Regions from separate parts of the Homo sapiens genome. Here region 1 is linked to region 2. A link is a contact called in ENCODE Hi-C or POLR2A ChIA-PET data. All regions are on one chromosome and are shown on one strand. Each heading gives the region's core, a stretch centred on a gene start or an enhancer-like site at or near the end of the contact. The rest is flanking DNA. Distances are from core to core; before and after follow the strand shown. Region 1 has its middle 11 kb from the start of DSG2. Region 2 holds the start of DSG1-AS1 (DSG1 antisense RNA 1).

Region 1 (7,387 bases), core at 2,761-5,260, 61 kb after region 2:
AATAGTGACAAACTGCATGAAAAAAGACCACACTTTTATGTTCAGTTTCTCTATGATTTATGGATCATTATCACTGCTGGGCAAGTGAAAATCAGCTTATTTGCAAATGCCAGCTGACCCATCATAAAATGGAAGGAAGTGAAATCTGTCTTTACCTTTGCATGTTTTTTCTTTATTTCTAGCACATGACATGCCTAATGTCTTCATATTCACTGCTACCTGCTTCTTCTAAAAACTGGCTATAACTAGTTGATAAGTTTTTTAATTGTTTGAGAAATTAATTCACAGTAAGGTATAAATCACAAAAAGCACTTTGTTACTCCTCCCTGAAGTGTGTGTCTTTAATGTTTAGAATATTTGTTGACTGCATAAACAAAGTGAATTTTCATTATCATTGAGCAATAGGTTAGGAGGTAAAGCAACTTGAGAACACACACTGTCCAGCATCCCTCCAATCACACATTTCACATCTGTCCATTTAGACCATTTCTGTACACATGATCACACCTGGGACTCAGGCCTCACATTCTGACCCATTGAGCATACTCTGTAGACTCAAGATTTCAATGATTGAAAATTCTGGGGTATAGAGTAGACTAATTCTCCTGTAGTGTCAAACAATGAAAACTAGCCATGGCAATTTTATGAACCATAGAGCAATTCTTCACATGAGCTTTTACATGGATTTCACATTATCCAACTCTGAATCTTTTCTGTAATACTGTTCTGCTTAACCTGTTGTCATCAACATAACTATTTACTTCAGATTCATGTTGTAATCCCACAGTTAAGAAAGAAGTACAATGATACACTTTCATCCTCTCTCATACCCGTAAGAGAATTAATCACAAGCAGTCTTTGTTGACTGACTTAACTTTATTGTAGCTGATTCTGCATGAAATGGGTGTAACTCTCTCCAAAGGTATAATGTCATTCACATATTGTTCCAGCTGAAGATTCAGCCACTGGGAGGAGGAAGATGTTACAGTAAATGTGCAGACAATTGCCTAGCTAAGTAAGGGGTCAGCTTTCAAGATACACAGTAATGTTCATAATGAACACAATCTTTTTTTTTTTAATTTTAACCACAATTGTCTTCAGACAAGCTGAAAAAGGTCATTGTGAGCATTATATCTAAACTATCCAGAGCAATTTTTTTCCCATTGCCTTCTTTGTATCAAACTTTTTTGCTCAATCAGTTTGCTTAATCTTTAAACACATCTCTGTCTCATAAAACCTCTACTTGGAGTGAGAATTAGAAGAGGTGATGTAACTCAATCTAGGTCTACTGAAAAAAAAAAGCTATGTAATTTGAACAAAATGGGTTTAAAAACAAACATTTTCAGCCAGGGGCGGTGGCTCACGCCTGTAATCCCAGCACTTTGGGAGGCCGAGGCGGGTGGATCATGAGGTCAGGAGTTCGAGACCAGCCTGACCAACATGGTGAAACCCCGTACCTACTAAAAATACAAAAATTAGCCAGGTGTGGTGTCACGAGCCTGTAATCCCAGATACTCAGGAGGCTGAGGCAGGAGAATCGCTTGAACCCAGGAGGCGGAGGTTGTAGTGAGCCGAGATCATGCCACTGCACTCCAGCCTGGGCAAGAGGGTGAGACTCTGTCTCAAAAAAAAAAAAAAAAAAAATTCCTGAAATTCTAGACACCAGAGACAACATTTTGGTTCTCTTCTCTTATAATATCTGAAAGAATGCTTTGACTCTCCAGTTCCCTGGGTGTATATAGATGCCAAAATTAATTAAATTATTATTTATCATGTTATGGGGTTTTCAATTACTTTTGCTACGGAAGTAAAGTTACTAGATAGAAGTAATTTGCCATTCACAGTATCTAACCTGGGATTCAAGAATAACAATATTGTAATTGTAGTCAGCACAGTTCATGAAGTGTGTCCTCCAAAGTAGATGACATTCACAAGCTCACGCCCTCAGACGGAGAAGCCCTGTGATCAAGGCTAAGGCTCCCATCTCCTTCCCTGTTGGAACCCATGTTTTTCCTCAACCTGAGAAGAATAGCAGAACACAAGTGGGTAAGTTCGTTATTGAATAGCCTTAAATGCGCTCCAATCATTTTAACAAAGGAAATCCTTCACAAATTTCAGAATGTTATTAACAAATTAGTACGTTGACTGAAATTTTCAAGCCACCACCAAAAAGACTAATTTGTAAAGTAAATTAAAATAAATAATTTAATTACTTTAAATTCTTGGGTTTTTTTAGAATGAAAATCATGTACTTTTGAAATTCTGCATCTCTCAACCAAAGTGCTTACAATTATCATTCTAGGTCATTTGGAAAGATTTTTAAACCCACTATTTTACTTCCAGGTTCACTCTCCGAAGCTACTGCATTGTTTCTATTTCACTTTTTCATTGCACATAAGACTGTCATTGTCTATCTACGAATGAATAATTGCCAAAAACCAGTTTTGTCTGTTTTTTCTGTCTTCTGAGGGGTTTTTAAAATTTATTTATTTCTGTGTATCTCCCTAAGCTCATTAGTCACAATGGGTCAGTGTGATGGTTTCCCTCTGAAACTCAGTAAGTACTGCTGTGCCTGCCCTAAAAGCCTGCAAGCCCTGTCATGCTGGTGATGGATTCCAGTCCAGGACTGCTGTTAGCAACCAAGGACTCCCCTGCTCTCTTTCTTTGCTATTTCCCTTATCTTTCCAAGAACTTCCATAAACAAAACTTAGGGTGAAACCGAAATGATAGATTTGTCATGAGTAGATAAAATTAACTTTCCCCAGTGTTGCACTCCTGTAGTGAATGCACATTTTGTTCATTTCCAGGGAGAAGGAGGATTTTTCATGTTGTTGATGCTTTCTTCCTTGGTTCCCCCTGCAAGGAAGGGAGCCTTAAAGCAGAGGAAGAACAGCCGTGTTCTCCACTGGCGTCTGAACTCCTCCACTTCACCCTGTCCCGGCAGTCTTAGCAATGCCCGCCCTTGACGAAATTGTGAGGTAGAGCAATTTTATCCACAGCGAGCCAGGCCCCCCATCACACCCCCACCCCAGTCTGGTGACAGTCCCTCATGTCCTTCCAGGAATCCAATGTTCTCTTCCCCTTTTCCCCTTTACCCTCATTTTACACTCTCTCTCTCTCAATTCCAAAATAACCTTGAAAATTTCTTCACTTATTCATGTATTTACACATTCAGCTGGGATTTACCGAAAGCCTACATTGGGCCAGGCACTGTTTTATTTGCAGGATACACGGCAGTTCACAGAGAAAAATCCCAGCCCTCACAAAGTTTACATCCTAGGGAATGGCAACAGATAAGAAATAAGTTAAAACACAGTCTTTTAGGTTACAATGTACCAAGAAGAAAAATACAGAAGAGAAAAAGAGGATGGGGAGCTCTGGGCACGGGGGGCGGGGGGAGGGTAATTACAATTTTAAAATCACTGGTCAGGGAATGTCCTTACTGAGAAGGTAACATTTGAGGGGAGAAAAGTGAAGAGTGACGGAAAAGACCTTGTACATTTCTGGAGCAGAAACTTCCAGGGAAAAGGAACCGCAAGTGCAAGGCTCCGAGGTGGGGCATGCCTGGTGAACCTGTGGCACTAGACTAAGATGTAAATAACTGACAGTGGATCAACATTCTGCCCTCCCAGTAATATGCACTCCAAGGAAGCCTTCTGCTGAAGGAATGCCGACATTAATCAGTGAATGCGAGAGGCCTTCTGTTGGGGCCTCCAGGCCTTGCTGGGGTTTCCCAGGCAGTTGCCTGTTTCATAATTGCCTCAATCCAGCATTATTATATTCTGATCACATTTTTAAACTACTGTGACTTAGTTCAAAAAAGATTGCATGAGATGTGTTCAACACCCTACTGATTCCCAAGAATAGACCATTTTGTTTCCTCTACTGCACCAAATGCTATTTTGCAACTGTCACTGTCTTTCCCTAATTCTCCTCTGCCTCATGAACAATGTTAACAATTTCCTTAAAACAGCTTGGCTCAGAGACTTTGCATCCAAAGCAGTCAGTCCATGTATACTGACTCACAAGGAGGAACATGTGGGGAAAGCTCAGTGAGACACTGTGACTCACGGCACTGGGACTCTCACTCTTTCGGGATGTTGACGTCTGAGGCTGTGATCTCAGGGCTGCCTATTTTTGCTCCCCCAGAATGAGGGGACTGTTCATTAAGGACGTGCTGGCTTCTCTGTGCTAGACAACAGGGCTTGGAGTCTGCTGGGCTTTATTATCCTGTGAGTTCTAACTGGGAAAGTCAACATAACTCTTCCCGCTCTCTTATTAGAGGCCTCCTCCACCCCCACGTTGGCCAGCGCTCCTCTCTCACCACCTAAGGCAGAAGCGTCTCTTGGTCCATCTAACTGGAGAGTCCATAAGAAATTCAAGATCCTGACTCCAAATGTTGGTGCTGTCATCCATGCCTTGACTTCCATGGAATAGGACCATGGGTCTTTCTCCAGGATTGAGGGGAAGGACGATCCTCTCCCATTTCTCCATGGCCAATGTAACAAACTGTCTATTCTCAACTGGGCCCTGAGCTCCTCCAGCTTCATTCACCCTGTCTGTCTTCCTCCTGACCACACTCAATTCCAGGAGTATCCTGGATACTTACACCTCTTTTTTTTCTTTTCTTTTGATAAAGATTTTTTTATAGAATGGAAAGTTACAGTTTCTAACCTAAACCTTTTCCTCTGAAACTTAAACATGTTTCTGCTTAAAGAAGCAATAGGAATATATTCCTTATAGAAACGATTTTTAGGACTTTTACATTCTTTTTCTGATACTGTCACTTTATTCTTTTTTTTGAGACGGAGTTTCACTCTTGTTGCCCAGGCTGGAGTGCACTGGCACCACCTCGGCTCACTGCAACCTTCACCTCCCAGGTTCAAGCGATTCTCCTGCCTCAGCCTCCCAAGTAGCTGGGATTACAGACATGCTCCGTCACGCTCAGCTAATTTTTTGTATTTAGTAGAGATGGGGTTTCACCACGTTGGTTGGGCTGGTCTTGAACTCCTGACCTCAGGTGATTCACCACCTAGGCCTCCCAAAGTGCTGGGATTACAGGCTTGAGCCACTGCACCTGACCACTTTATTCTTTACTAGGTTAAATATTCCCAGCACCTTCAGCCTTTTGTTATAGATCTTGTTTATCATCTTTGTATGTGTGATATTGTCCTCAGTGCCTAGTTCAGTTCTCTTTATAGATGTTTTACATAGATATTTCCATAAGATGTCATCAATCTGGACCTAGAAAAACATCAAAATAATAGTTGATCTTTCCTGGATACTTACACCTCTTAACTGTCATCTGGGTCACTCTACAACCCTGACTTACACCTACCAGCTGCCATCCTTATTCTGCTCTGGGCTGCAGTGTTGTTAGGGAAAACATACGTACACAAACTGACATGTGCGTGTATGTGTGCAAATGCATGTACACATACATACCACAGACCAACAGTTTCTTACCAGAACCTCTGCTAATTCACCCACAGTGGATATTCCAAACACTTTTCCTTATAATACTCCTTTTTCACTTAGAATTAATCCCTTCCAGTGTGTGGGCTTATTTCAACAAGTCTTAATTGATCATCTGATATGTGCTGGATGCTGAGGGTTGGGCTCACTGTGAATATCATATGGCCTCTGCTCCCAAAGAAGGAACAGCTTTGAGAAAAAGAAATGGGTGGAAGAGTAGACATGGATGAAATAACCATAAACTATAATGTGATTGCTGCTATGCAGGTTGTGTGAGTCATCTGGGATAGAGCCACAGAGTACTGAAGGAGAGGTAAGTAACTGGATATGGAGAGGATGGAAAAAGGAATAGAGGATGCCACTCAGGTCCTAAAGTGAGTGGCCAAGTTCGCAAGGCTGCCATTGACTGAGTGGGGCATATGAGAAAGCAGCAAGCTTGCACTGGAGAGAAAGTAAAGAGAGGAGATATTAATCTGTTCTCATGCTGCTAATAAAGACAAACCTGAGACTGGGTAATTTATAAAGGAAAGAGGTTTAGTAGACTCACAGTTCTACATGGCTGGGGAGGCCTCACAATCATGGCAAAAGAGAAGCAGAGGCATGTCTTACATGGAGGGAGACAAGAGAGAATGACAGCCAAGCAAAAGAGGAAACCCATTATAAAACCATCAGATCTCGTGAGACTTATTCACTACCATGAGAACAGTATGGGGGACACTGCCCCCATGATTCAATTATCTCCCACCAGGTCCCTCCCACAAAACGTGGGAATTATGGGAGCTAAAATTCAAGATGAGATTTAGGTGGGGGACACAGCGAAACCATATCAGAGGGAAAGCTTTTTTGTCAATATGCTGAGTTTGATATCCCTACAAAATTATTATGGAAGTGTGAGGTTCCCATGAAATATCCAAATAGTGAGGTCCCATGATTTGAGCTTGAGAAAGAAAGCTAAGTTTACACAATGAAAGTGACCACAGAATCATACCTGCTACTAAGTAAGAAGAAAAGAAGCAAAGTTTGGAACTCAGAAGACACACACATTTTACAAGTAGCAGAGGGCAAGAAAGGGATTGAGAAAGAACAGCCAGTGAGATGGGAACAAAATAAGGTGACTATTTCTGCTGCCCAAATCTATTTGCAATGCAGTTGTCCTTTCTCATTTCAAATGACTTGCTAGGCTTTTCTAATTGGATTTTGTTCTAATGTCTCAAATTCAACATGTTTTTACCAAAAGGAAAGTTTTTACTTCTGATTCCCTGTTTGTGTCAACATGATGAAAAGAAAGCTTTTTTCACAGCTAAAGCGAAAGCCCCTGACTCTTCATCAACAGTGTCTATGCTTTGAGTCACTCTGCCCTGGCAGGTTCAACACCTGGTTCACAATTACTCATCCTTTAAGAATCACTTCAGCAAACTTCCTCCAAGAAGCCTTTTCTAACCCCATAGTCCAAAGTGTGAGGTGGGAAACCTTCATTGTTCATATACTGCATGTGTAGTTCTACCACAGTGGTTATATTATTTTATTTTATAAGTAATTATAGTTATATTATTTTATAAGCACCTATTCTTGTTTCTTTCGATACAGGAAAACATTTAATTTTGCATTTCTAGTAAAATGAAAATTAAATGTTTGTTGAACAGGGACAAGGTAAATATTGAATAAACTAGTAGAACTAAACCAAAAAACAGATTCCTCCTCATATTTCCCTTCTCAGATTACCTGGGAGTATTTCACATTTTGTCCTGTGTCCATATGCCCTTTGCTAATCAACATTCTATGAGTAATCCTCCTGACCATGATAACCTTTTTTTATAACAGCTACACAACTCTATGATTTGTTTATAAAGCATTTTAAAAGGATAGCAACCAGATTTAGCTCTCACCTGTGAAACATTAATTCTAATACATA
Region 2 (7,036 bases), core at 227-2,726:
GTTAGGTTGTGCCAGTTGTTTTTGATGGCCATAAAACTTACTTGGTTTTTGGACTGAAGACAATATAGGCTTTGCTATCTACAATGTGTCCAGCCCCTATCTATATATAGTATAGTCCTAGAACCAAAGTTATAGGACATAATTTTCTAAGAAAGAACCATATTACATCTAACAATTTGAACACTGAAGAACTCTCTCCTCCAAGAAAATAGGCATGAGAAGGCCTGAACCACAATGCCACAACAGAATCTCCCAGGTATTACCTGTGGGCTGATTGATAGAACTCGGAAGACAGCTATCAATAAGTATCCTTAGATTTAAATACACGTTTTAGAGGAAAAAAATATTCCCAGCTTAGTCCTTCAGTGCAAATGAGAACAAGAAAAAAAGAAAAATATATATATTCCCAGCAAAGAGGACATGATCTGACATGATAATGGTGGATCTTATCCTGAGATGGCACTTATTACTTATCTTCATTCCTAATTTCAAACAACTGAAGATTTTTACACTGTCCAGAATACATTACACTATGACTAATCTTTCACAATTTGTGGATTTCATGTACTAGCCTGCTCCTTGTTATTTTCTATTTCCATAGTTTCTATTTCCACCCCTCTCTTTGCCTCCCTTAATTTAGGGAATGTATATGCTCTGCCTCACCTGCACTGTGATGTTGGCAAGAAAGAAGGTACTGTGACAACTGACATTTTAACTCAGATAAAATGTCTTGTTTTATCCCTTGGACAGGATGGAAGACCTGGACATGTGAGGGAACATTCCGTTTATATAGTAATCACTTTCATAACAGTTACAAGCTGGATGCAAACTCCCCCAAACAAATGTCGCAAGCTAATAAGAGTCACTAACTTTTTCTGATGGCTGTTATCTATTCATACAGCAGCATAATCTTCACAGCATGATTAGAATCCTTTACCAAAGACTCAGAATGCCTCCACCAACTACTGAAATCTAGTAGTACTTGAGGACCAAGCCACAGAGCAAGCGCTAAAAAAAAAGTTAACTAGAACCTTACCACTTTTTCACGCACCCCAATTTCATAAAATGTATCAGTAAAAAAAAACAATTATCTAAAGAAAAAAAAAGTAAAGAAAAATTATTTATCACATAGGTAACTTGGTGTCAACTAGGTAACTGATCTATTTTAATTTAGGAAGTTAGTGTCTTCCTTCCTCAATTTTCAGATTTTCTGAGGGGAGGCTCAAAAGGCTCGAGAGGCTCTCTACAAGGAGAAAGCAAGCCAGAGAATCTGAAAAAGTGAGCAATTCGCTAGCAGAATAAGACAGAACAGTACACCTACCCTCTATTAACTCCAGCCTCTCCCAGTCTCTCTCCAAGGCATCAGCTCTTTTCTGCCCTGCATCACAGGCTACCTCCAAAAACAAAGTCCAGAGCATCAGTACGGCACTGGGCTTCCCCGATTCCTCCCTCCACACTCTTCTCTCCCCTAAAGGGCAAAAGGAGGGGATAAAGAGAAAAGACCACAGATAATCTCACTGGCTTGGGAATTATGGTTTCCGTGGAATAAAAAGGAGTGTTCTTTCTCTGAAGATGAGGGTGTGTTCATTTCACTGCATGTTTTGGCAAAGTACTTGTCAAGCATCCTTAGCTAAGACAGAAAAGCATGTAGCTTAACAAGAAAAAAGGCTGAGAAATGAAATCTGAAGTTGAAACCACTAAGCTCCATGACAGGCAGACAGATTAGCAGTGACTACTTGAAAGAGAAAACATCCATCAATTTGCCAACAAGAAAATCTGGTCAAAATAAGGAAATGCTTTCTCGTGAGTCCTGAAATTTGAAACAATTGGTGACTCTAAGGGTTGGGTGCGTGATTAATAGCAACCATACCTCCTGAATTTTCAGGGCAGGTTCATAATTATTATCACCACCCCTCTCAGGCTTAACTTAAAATCATCTACCTGTTGTCCTCTTATGTATACATTCTTGTTACATTAAATTGAGTTTTAGAAAATACAATCACCGTAATGGGCATTCATTAAATATTTGTCAATTTTGCATAACCAATCAGTCATGTATAATCCTTCACAGCATGAATCGAATTAGTTCCTTTCTTTCTATGCCTGTTGGCACACCCTGATCCAAAATTATACCATTATCTCATCTATCTCTATGTCTCTAGGTCAGACTGTGCTCAGTACATGTTAGGCACTAATACATGCCTATAAAATGAATATTTGTTGAGTTATCCTTCTTCAGTCACTTCTTAACACTTTTACCAAAATCATCTCTTCTATTAGCTGTAGATTATGGGAAAAAATCTATCTTTTAAAAAAAGAAATTATAAAGAGATATGTTTTTAACCTTTCAGGGGTAAAATATTAGATGCTTCAGCTTCTTGCAAACAAGGCTTGCAGCTTTGCATGACTGGATTGAGAATTCTATTCATATTTGGGTCCAATTCTTGCATAAGACACATAAAATCTGTTCTCATTTCTTTTCTTATTTATAAAATTAAAGAATTTGACCAAATCTGTGTTTTTCAAACTGTTAGTCACACCTCCAATGATGGGTCATAAAGTCAATTTAGTATGCCTATCTAGACATTTTTAATGAAATTAAATAAAATATTTAAAAATCAGAATACATCACACAAAGTAAGAGTAAGTATTGCCTTAAAAAATTTGTTTCGTTTCTGTACATGTGTCTGTGTATGTGTGTGTGTACTGGTTGGTGGCATAACTATGTTTTTGACCATGAGTTGTGGTTAAAAGAAATTTGAAAGCCACTAGACTAGTTCATTTTAAGTTTCCTCAGGCTCTCAAATGCTTGAATTCTATGAGTAAGTTGAGAGAGATATAGGAAGGGTTTTAGTGCTAGGAAGAGGGAAACTAGAGCAATAGACACAAGGCAGTATCCCCTGGAGCAGAAAAAATGCTGTGCATGTGAGAGATACCATCAGTACACTCCATATTATTCACATCACAGGAAGATAAGCACTGGGTAGGTCCTTTCTACAGAACACCTCTTCCGGAAAAGCACTGGGAAAATAAGAAAGTCATTAAATCCCTAGATTGCAAGAGAAGAATTTGTAAAAATGAGTACTCAATGATCCTCACCTACTCTAGGCCCATTGTAATCGTTACTAAGGAGAGGCAGTTTATCTACATAGAAAGAAGGCTGTGGTTGTAGGTGCATTATATTTCTTCATTCATTTAAATGAAGCCTAGAAAACCCCACTTTTGACTGTCTTTGCTTTGATCTTCAACTTTTGAAATATAAAACTAGACCGCATCTTGTAGATGTTGATACATGTGCCCCTTATCTACTAGCACTTTGTCCTCAACACTGGCAGGCCATGCAAGGGTAGACCAGTCCCTTATCCCTCTGGACTTCATGGTCATCACCTTCAAAAAGTGAGTTTCTTGGGCAACATAATCTCTGGGTGTTAAATTGCCCAGTTGTCACCTATTCCTATTTAGCAAGATAATCCCTGTTGGATAAAATATCTTTCCTAAATGAGAGGGACCTGAGGATTCCAGGCATTTTGTTCAAGAAGAAATCAGTCCTAAAGGATCCTCTTTGTGAGTAAAGCCACAGGTATGCAATACCCAGAATGTTTTGTAGTCAATTGAGAAAACTGGACAAAGCCCCTTGGACAGCAATGAACAATTGTTCCCTGAGGGACAACTTTTCTAAAAGGAACTCCAGAATTCTTTGGGATTTTGTGTTAACCTCACCTCTTTCCCTGTGCTGCCCTTCTTGATGGGCTGAAAGAGAAGGGGATGCTCACATCTTTGTCAGGACATCCATCCCCCTGATCGATGGATGATGATAGATGATAGATGGATCAGGGGGATGATAGATGGATCAGGCGGTGGTCACGTTTCCCCCCAACACACAGTAGTTTGCTTTTCTTCAAGCTCGTGCACAGCGGATTTGAATTAAATCTAAATGAACATCAAGCAATTTAATTAGCTGATTTTTTAAGAGTGAGAAAAAGTTATTTGGAGACATTTACATTTTTAAGAGAAAATACAAAACACAAAATTTTCCTCTGATAAAAAGATTGATATAAGCTTCAGATCCTCATTCTGCCCAGAGGTAATGAGAAAGAGTGAAAAGGCAAAGGAGGAAGGTAATGGAAAAAACACAGAAAGAGAAGAATAGATAGGCAGAGAGGGAAAAAAATGAAACAGCAGGAAGGAAAAATGAGGGAACAAGAGACAGTAGAAAGCCGGGAAAGAGTAGGCTGGGTCCAGAAAGACAGGAAGAAGGGCACACCCTGAAAGGTGATTAGAAGCCAGCCCCTCCCACCCAGCCCAAGGCAGAGCAGAGGGAGAGTCCGCCTTCTAGAATACAGTCATTTCCTGGTTTGGAGTTGGATGCACTAAATAGCTGCCTCTTCTGATTCCTTAAGTTTCAGACACTGAAACTTGCCCATATACTACTGTCTGAATTGATGTCACTGACCCTGATCTTAAATTTCCTCCCAGGACCCCCCAACTCTATTCTTCTATGTAACCCTCAGAGGATTGATATCTAGCTCATATTTTGCTCAGGCTTTTAATCCACTGAGTTCACTTCAACTCAACAAATATTTATGCATTATCTGCTATGAACAGACTAGGCACTGGGGGTACAAAGAGAATCCCACCCTTGGGGGAATCATAGGCTAACAAGAGAGATTAACTTTTAAGCAAACATTTCCGTATAACCTTCAAGAAAACTACCCAGGTGCTGTGGGCATGCAGACACAGAGCACAGGCTAGTATGCGAGCTCAGAGCTGGGTACCTGGAGAAGACGGATCCTGAGCTTAGTGCTAGGGAAGCAGCTAGGAAAGGGGTGGGGGAGTCCTGTTCCAGCGGTGGTGGGGGGACAACCACCAGCAGTCTGGTATGTCACACACATAAAGAACATAAAGTCATGCCAGGGAAGGACAGGAAATTAGACTGAAAATGTCATTGACCAAGCATTGGAAAACCACGTGTCACTCAAAATAGCTGGAAGTTTATCTTACAGTATTTGGGAAGACATTGAAAAAACTTAGGTAAGGGAAATACATGCTCAGGTTTGCATTCCAGATGTGTATTTTTAGTGCCTGTTTGGTGCTGGCACTGAAAAGACACATCTGAAATGCAAACCTGAACATATGTTTCCCTTACTTAAATTTCCCTTACTTAAACTTACTCTCATTATTTGTGGAGAGTAAGTTTAGATGAAAGGAGGAAATTGGGCTGGTCCAGCTTTCAGTTCTTTATTTCTCAGCCCGTCTAGACCTGTAACAGTCTGGACCTATTGGGTACCACTGAAGGCAGCTGCACAGATAAGCTGCTTTGTCTTTGGACCCTGAAGGGTATTACCAATGAGCTAGTTTAATATCTTTAATATTTGGTGTATTTTTGCAACTGTTGAAATATTTTGGAACTTGTTTCACAGGTTAAATAGACCATCACTTCAGATCTCTAGAATCTCCCTTGGGGTCTTCACTCCCATTTTAACCTGAAGTAATTAGCAGCATTCAGACAAAAAAAAAAAAAAAAAAAAAGGCCAGGTATGGTAGCTCATGCCTGAAATCCCAGCACTTTAAGAGGCCAAGGCAGGAGGAAAGCTTGAGCCAAGGAGTTTGAGATTAGCCTGGGCAACATAGCAAGACCCCATCCAACCTTATTTCAAAAAAAAAAAGGAACAAGTGGGTTAATCATATGTTATGATGCCTTCTGATAACATGCAATATGAAGTATTTAGGATGCATTCTGGACAAAAATATTTAATTAGAATTTGACAAATCTTTAAATATAAGAGTAAAACACAAGGGATTAGAAATCCGAGGATAGAGGAACAAGTTAAACAACATCTCAAGACCAATGCAAAAGTGGAACCTTTTGTTGGATAACTGCTTCAGTTTTTTTCAACAAGTTGATATTAAAAACAATAATTAAATAAAAGGACACTGCTAAAGTAAAAGAAATTTGAGGAAAAAATTGTGTTTCTGAGTCAGATCTTGATTTAGACAAATGAACTATAAAAATCATGTTTTGTTTATTTGAGGAAATTTGAATATGGACTGAGTATTAGAGAAGGTGAATATTTACAGACATTAAGAAGATGAATATTTAATGAGCTCTAAAAGGTAGAGCTCATTCACGCAAAAAGCATGTAACAAAATAGCACTTACAGTAGAATCTTATCTTGGTATAAAAAGACAAATAAATGTGAATAGAAAAGTAACTGGAAGAATTTCAATCAGGAAAGGGAACTAATATTTATTGAGCACGCTGTATGTACTTAAATGTTATGCTAAGTATTTTTTTAACATCACTTGTTTAATTATTTAATTCTCCCAAATACTTCTTGCAAAGAAGATGCAATTTACCCCATTTTACAAACAAGACATGTACTTTAAGATTTTAATAAAAATACTCTCTGGTGGTCAGAATTTGGTGACTTTAATTTCTTTTTGGACTGGGTGTTCTAACTTTCTGCAATGCATATTTACTACTTTTGTAATACTAAAAACGGGTTTTTTTAAATTATGAAGACACTTCTAAATAATACATGGGTCAAAGAAGAAATCTCAAGATAATTTTAAAATGTTTTAAACTAAACAAAAATGAAAACACAACTTATCAAATTTGTGGGATGCAGAGAAAGCAGTGGTTAGAGGAAAATTTATAGCATTAAATTTATACACTAGAAAAACTAAAAATCTAAAATCAACCATTTAAGTTCCACCATTGGAAAGTACAAAAAAAAAGGCAAATTAAATTCAAAGTAAGCAGAAGGAAAGAAATAACAAAACTTAGAGCAGAAATCAATGAAACTGAAACCAAGGAAAACAATAGAGAAAAATCAATGAAACCAAAAGGTGGTGCTTTGAAAAGATCAAAAAATCAATAAAATTCTAGCTAGTCTGAGTAAGAAAAAAAGAGAGATGACACAAATTACTAATATCAGAAATGAAAAAGGGGCATCACTACAGATCCCATGGACATTAAATGCATAGTCAAGAAAATATGAATGACTCTATACCCACAAATTAGATAGTCTAGATG

Evidence for each region. Hi-C counts contacts between places; a loop is a spot of excess contacts on that map. ChIA-PET counts read pairs that join two places held with the same protein, here RNA polymerase II (POLR2A). Pooled maps may share reads with other maps.
Region 1: a map of right cardiac atrium shows a loop between it and region 2 (2.2-fold over the local background). The contact joins the enhancer-like site here to the promoter of DSG1-AS1 in region 2. A Hi-C loop is called at or near these places in 6 of 168 maps with a recorded cell type or tissue (PC-9, Right ventricle myocardium inferior, colonic mucosa and 2 more), 2 of 37 single-sample maps with no recorded cell type and 9 of 50 pooled maps. POLR2A ChIA-PET finds 5 or more read pairs at or near these places in 4 of 52 experiments (GM12878, MCF 10A, PC-3 and 1 more).

What each region holds. Positions count from the first base shown.
Region 1 is chr18:31,483,766-31,491,152 of GRCh38, forward strand. No RefSeq gene overlaps it. Among named protein-coding and RNA genes, the nearest start is that of DSG2, 11 kb to the right of the region's middle. RefSeq lists an enhancer at 2,431-6,578. Within about 2 kb of position 4,011, at least 4 of the 41 ENCODE cell types and tissues checked have a DNase peak (open chromatin) inside an H3K27ac peak, as active enhancers do; they include PC-3 and PC-9, where a contact is called at or near this core.
Region 2 is chr18:31,425,512-31,432,547 of GRCh38, forward strand. It overlaps DSG1-AS1 (DSG1 antisense RNA 1), which reads right to left and starts at 1,477. Exons shown (of 4, transcript NR_110788.1): 1 at 1,322-1,477.